Regions from separate parts of the Homo sapiens genome. Here region 2 is linked to region 1. Evidence: read pairs that join two places in POLR2A ChIA-PET (ENCODE). Cell type or tissue: endothelial cell of umbilical vein. All regions are shown on one strand. Links, peaks and the distances in the headings refer to the core of each region. The heading gives the core; the rest is flanking DNA.

What was found. Peaks named below come from ENCODE experiments on the same cell type or tissue, not always from the same donor. Only the 100,000 strongest peaks of a DNase experiment are listed, where the experiment ranks them.
Region 2: POLR2A ChIA-PET joins it to region 1 with 10 read pairs; 2 of 35 experiments call an interaction of 5 or more read pairs at or near these places.

What each region holds. Positions count from the first base shown.
Region 1 is chr1:186,534,402-186,537,324 of GRCh38, reverse strand. No RefSeq gene overlaps it. Among named protein-coding and RNA genes, the nearest start is that of PDC, 75 kb to the right of the region's middle. In endothelial cell of umbilical vein, for the core only: no CTCF peak of the experiment used is centred there; a DNase peak (open chromatin) is centred at 1,454; H3K27ac peaks cover 1,693 bases.
Region 2 is chr1:187,819,599-187,822,521 of GRCh38, reverse strand. No RefSeq gene overlaps it. Among named protein-coding and RNA genes, the nearest start is that of LINC01037, 380 kb to the right of the region's middle. In endothelial cell of umbilical vein, for the core only: no CTCF peak of the experiment used is centred there; no DNase peak of the experiment used is centred there.

The DNA.
Region 1 (2,923 bases), core at 133-2,632:
GCTGAAGTGGTATGTAGGTATCTGATACAGACAGGGAAAAAAAAGTGTTTTTCCTTCTCTAACACTCATTCAATACGGCACAGAATGCTTCTGTGACCAGATGTGAGGGAGGGGTTCCCCACACATCAAGAAAATCTCCAGCAGACACCAGAGGGGTGTCCTGGAATTCTATTCAATTCTCACATTATTTACCTGGAGATAACTTAGGGTAAGGGCTCAGTCCCACAAGACTGACACTCACTTCAGATGCCAATCACAAGCCACAGGTTGTTACCTTTTCTTCCGACTGACTGGCTATAAAGCAGGGGTTCCCATGACCTCTTCTTTGAGTTTAATTTGCTAGAAGAGCTCACAGAACTCAGGAAAACACTTCACTTATATTTACCCATTTATTATTAAGAATACTTCAAAGGATACAGATGAACAGCCAGATGGAAAAGATGCATAGGGCAAGAGATGTGAGAGCTTCCCTGCCCTGTTTGGGTGCCACCCTCCAGGAACCTCCACATGTTTAGATCCCCAGAAGCTCTTCAAATGCAGTCCTTTCAGGTTTTTATGGAAGATTCATTGCATAGGCATGACTGACTAAATCATTAGCCACTTGCGATCGACCCAAATTTCACTCACCCTGGTTGGAGAGTGAAGCTAAAAGTTCCAAATCTTAAATTGCAGGGTTGGTTCCCTTGGCAACAGTTCTCCATTCTGAGGCTATCTAGTAGCCCCCAGTTTTCCAGGAGTCCCCAGCCATCAGTCATCTTATCAGCTTACAAAAAGACATATCACTTAAGAGACTTCAAGAGTTTTAAGAGCTGTATGCCAGGAAAAGGGAAGGAAAACCAAATGTATTTAATATTTCACAATATCACAGTGCCAGATGCGGCAGGCCTGGTAAGCCTTAGGTCAATGGATGCCACTGAAGAGACTAAAACAGGGAAATAACATGCTCATATTTTAGTTTTAAAAATGCATTTCTAAGTGCAGTGTGGAAAGTGAATTTCAAAAAGCTGAAGATGAAAAAGTATTAATTTGCATTATATTGCAAAACTTCAGATGAAAACCAAGGATACATTTTAAATTTTGTGTGCAGTAGGTTCTATTGTGATAAAAGAAAGGTACTGTGACTCTTCAACTTTCTCTAAAGACGATAAAATAAAAATTAGTCATATCTTGAGAAAACATTGACCAAAATTATTCTAACATGAAGGGGAAAAAAATTTGCATAAAAAGTGAAAAACCAGACGATAAAACCTGAGTGATAAAAGTTTCCCGTATGTTACAGAGAGTCTTTCCCTTGCTCAATACAGTACATCTTAGTATTATTCAAATAAACTTAAACTAAAACAGACTCACTAAAAAGGACATAACTCAGAATGACCCATGGGGCTTATTTCCTGTTAGATTCTATCCCTGGTTCTGCTCTATAATTCTTTTTGAATACATTTCAGCAATGATTCATCTTGTCAGTCTGCCAACAGTCTTTCCTACTGAGAAAGTGGCATGTACTTCACGTACTTTAGCAGAAACACAATTGAAGACTTTGCTTAGATTGCCCCCAATTATCTTATTTACTTCTCAAAAATAAGTCATACTATTTTTATCAGTAATATGGCTCTCTAAAACTAAATATTATATGACAAACAGTGAAAGTTCATTTAAAACACCAAGAAAACACTATCAAGGGTGACGGACCTGCATTTTGGGGACCTAGCCTCCTTTAGCAAGGCTCACTGCCTGGGATCTGTGTGGACACTGCGTCTGATGTCCAGGGTAAGTCTCTGCCTTCCAGGCCCAGCCTAGAGCAGTGGGTACCATGGCACATCTGACAGCATTGCACACTCTTTTTTTTTTTTTTTTTTTGGTGATTCTTCTGCCCTAATATATTAGCAAGATTTTAGTCAAGAATATTACTTCATTATTATAGTCTCACTTTATTCCCTACTATCCTCATCTCCACCTCCAGATTGAGACCTGGAGTTCATGAAGAGCTGAGCTAAAGTAATAATACTTGGTTATTTTAAATGGCTAATATTAAATAATTAATATTTATTGAGTCATTATGTATCAGAGACTATTAAAAGTGCTTTGTATGTATTAGTTCCTTTTATCTTCACAATAACCGTATCAAATAATTAGGGAAGTTATCATTTTTAAAAATAAGAATACCCAGCCATATAGTGATTAAGTTAACAGCCTATGGCCAAATACAGCAGGTGGTGAAGGTGGAATTTAAAACCTTGCTATTAACCATCACTCTATAGCTCTAGAGCCCACACTTTGAAGCTCTACATGATAGACATTCTGCTGTACTTGGAGTCACATTTTTTCTGTAATATTTGACTTCATTAAATGTGCTGTTTTCTAGGTGACCTCTGGTCAGCCACGAAATTAGGCTCCTGGTGGATACATTCTATCAGTCATGAGTATGAGCAGACATAACTGGATATCAGTAACTGACATAAGTTCAAGCTGGGACCCCTATTTTTCTCAACTCCTGGAAACAGTGACCTCACAGTTCTCTCTTGTTTTTTCCTTCATCTTTATCAAGTCAGACCGAAACCTTGACTTTTTGCTTCTCCTACTTAATGCCTTTATTGTAGATGACATTCTTTCCTCAACTGGGCATGAGTAATGGCAGAGAGCAAATAAGGAATCCTCTCTCTCTTTCTGGGTCAGAAACAAAAAAGGGGGAAGGAAGCCTACTTCACGCAAATATGTTATGGAGGTTTTGCTGGCAGCAAGGATTTTCTGTGTTCCTAAGATCCAAATTTCCCAGCTGCAACTCAAGATCTAATTTTCCCCAACGGAGAAGTGATTAAGCCAAATCAGTCATAGACTCACCTCTTGAACCGTTCTCCTGAACTCTCATTTCCTTACAAGCAATACATCCTACCTTTAAATTGTTGAATCCATCAATTTCCCTCCA
Region 2 (2,923 bases), core at 248-2,747, 1.3 Mb before region 1:
TACACCAAAGGCAAACTTGCTTAAAGCATAAATCTCACAGGACCTATAAAAAATAACACAATTGAAAAAAACAAAGAAGGTATTAAGGCAACAACTAACATAATAAACACAACAGTAATGCACATCTTAATACCAATGTTAAATGCTCCACTTAAAAGATACAGAATGTCTGAATGGATAAAAAAAATCCACCAACCAAGGATCTTCTGTCTTCAAGAAACTCACTTAACACATAAGGACTCGCATACACTTAAGATAAAGGGGTGGATAAAGATATTCCACACAAATGGAAACCAAAAGCAAGCAGGAGTAGGTATTCTTATATCAGAAAAAACAGACTTTAAAGCAACAACAGTAAGAAAAAAAGAGAAAAAGGAACATTTTATAATAATAAAAGTATTAGTACAGCAAGTAAATATCACAATCCTAAATATATATGTACCTAATGCTGGAGGTCCCAAATTTATAAAACAATTACTAATAGACCTAAAAATGAGATAGACAGCAATGCAATAATAGTGAGGGACTTCAATACTCCACCCACAGCATTAGACAATCATCAAAACAGAAAGTCAAGAAAGAAACAATGGACTTAAACTATATTCTAGAACAAATGTACTTAACAAACATTTACAGAAGATTCTACCCAACAACTGAGAATATATATTATTTACATTGGCACATGGAACATTCTCCAAAAGCGACCATATAATAGATCACAAAACAAGTCTCAATAAATTTAAGAAAATCAAGATTATATTAAGTATTCTCCAGACCACTGTAAGGAACCCTCAAAACTATACAAATGCATGGAAATTAAATATGTTCTTGCATGATCTTTGGGTTGACAATAAAACCAAGATGAAAGTTAAAAAGTTCTTTGAGCTGAATGATAATAGTGACACAACTTAAAACCTCTGGGATACAGCAAAAGTGATGGTAAGAGGAAAGTTTATAGCATTGAATGCCTACATTAAAAATTCTGGAAGAGCACAAATAGACAACGTAAGGTCATGCCTGAAGGAACTAGAGAACAAGAACAAACCAAACTCAAACCCAGCAGAAGAAAAGAAATGACAAAAATCAGAGAAGAACTAAATGAAATTGAAACAAACAAAAAACAATACAAAAGATAAATGTAACAAAAAACTGTTTTTTGGAAAAGATAAAATTGATAGACAATTAAAGAGATTAACCAAGAAAAAAAGAGAGATCCAAATAAGCTCAATTAGAAAAGAAACAGGAGATATTACAACAAATACCACAGTAATACAAAAGATCATTCAAGGCTATTATCAACACCTTTATGCATACAAACTAGAAATTCTGGAGGAGATGGATAAATTCCTGGAAATATACATCCTCCCAGATTAAATCAGGAAGAAATGGAAACTCTGAACAGACCAATAACAAGTAGCAAGTTTGAAACAGTAATTTTAAAAACTGCCAACAAAAAAGTCCAGTACCAGATAGATTCACAGCTGAATTTGAAAAAGAATTGGTACCAATCCTATTGAAACTATTCCAAAAGACAGAGAAAGAGGGAATCCTCCTTAAATCATTCTATGAACCAATATCAAGCAAATTCCAAAACCAGGAAAAAAAAATAACAAAAAAAGAAAACTACAGACCAGTATCTCTAATAAACATAGATGCAAAAATCTTCAATGAAATACTAGCTAACTGAATACAACAGCATATCAAGAATACAATACATCATGATAAATTGGTATTTATACCATGGATGCAGGAATGGTTTAACATACATAAGTCAAAAACTGTGATACACCACACAAACAGAATTAAAAACAAAAATCACATGATCATCTCAATAGATGCAGAGAAAGCACTTGACATAATCCAGCATCCCTTTATGATAAAAACCTTCAGTAAAATTGGGATAGAAGGGACGTACCTCAAGGTAACAAATGATAAACTATCTACGACAAACCCACAGCCAACATCATACTGAACTGGTAAAAGTTAAAAGCATTTCCCCTGAGAATTGGAACAAGACAAGGATGATGACTTTCACCATTTCTATTCAACATAATACTTTAAGTCCTAGCTAGAACAATCAGATGAGAAAGAAATAAAGGGCATTCAAATTGGTAAAGAAGAAGTCAAAACTGTCACTGTTTGCCTATGATATGATTATATACTTAGAAAACCCTAAAGACTCATCCAAAAAGCTCCTAGATCTGATAATGAATCCAATAAAATTTGAAGATATAGAATCAATGTACACAAATCAGTAACACTGCTATACACCAACAATGAAAGAGCTGAGAAACAAATCAATAACTCAATTCCTTTTACAACAGCAGCAAAAAATAATATATGATAAAATACTTAGGAATATACCTATTCGAGAAGGTGAAAGATCTCTACCAGAAAAACTATAAAACATTGCTGAAAGAAATTATAGATGAAAACAAACAAATGGAAACACATCCCATGCTCATGAATGAGTAGCATCAATTTTGTGAAAATGACCATACTGCCAAAAGCAATCTACAGATTCATTGCAATTCCCATCAAAGTACCACCATTATCAACCTTTGCAGAACTATAAAAATCAATTCTAAAATTCTATATACCAATAAAGACCCCTCAAACCAAAGCAAGGTTAACCAAAAAGAGCAAACCTGGAGGAATCACATTACCCAACATCAAACTGTAGTACAACGCTATCGTTACCAAAGCAGCATGGTACTGGTATAAAAATAGGCACTTAGACCAATAGAACAAAATACAGTACACAGAAATAAAGCCAAATACTTACAGCCAACTAATCTTCAACAAAGAAAACAAAAATCTGAAGTGGAAAAAGTGCATCTTATTCAATAAATGATGTTGGGATAATTGGCAAGCCACATGTAGAAGAATGAAACTAGATCCTCATCGCTTACCTTATACAAAA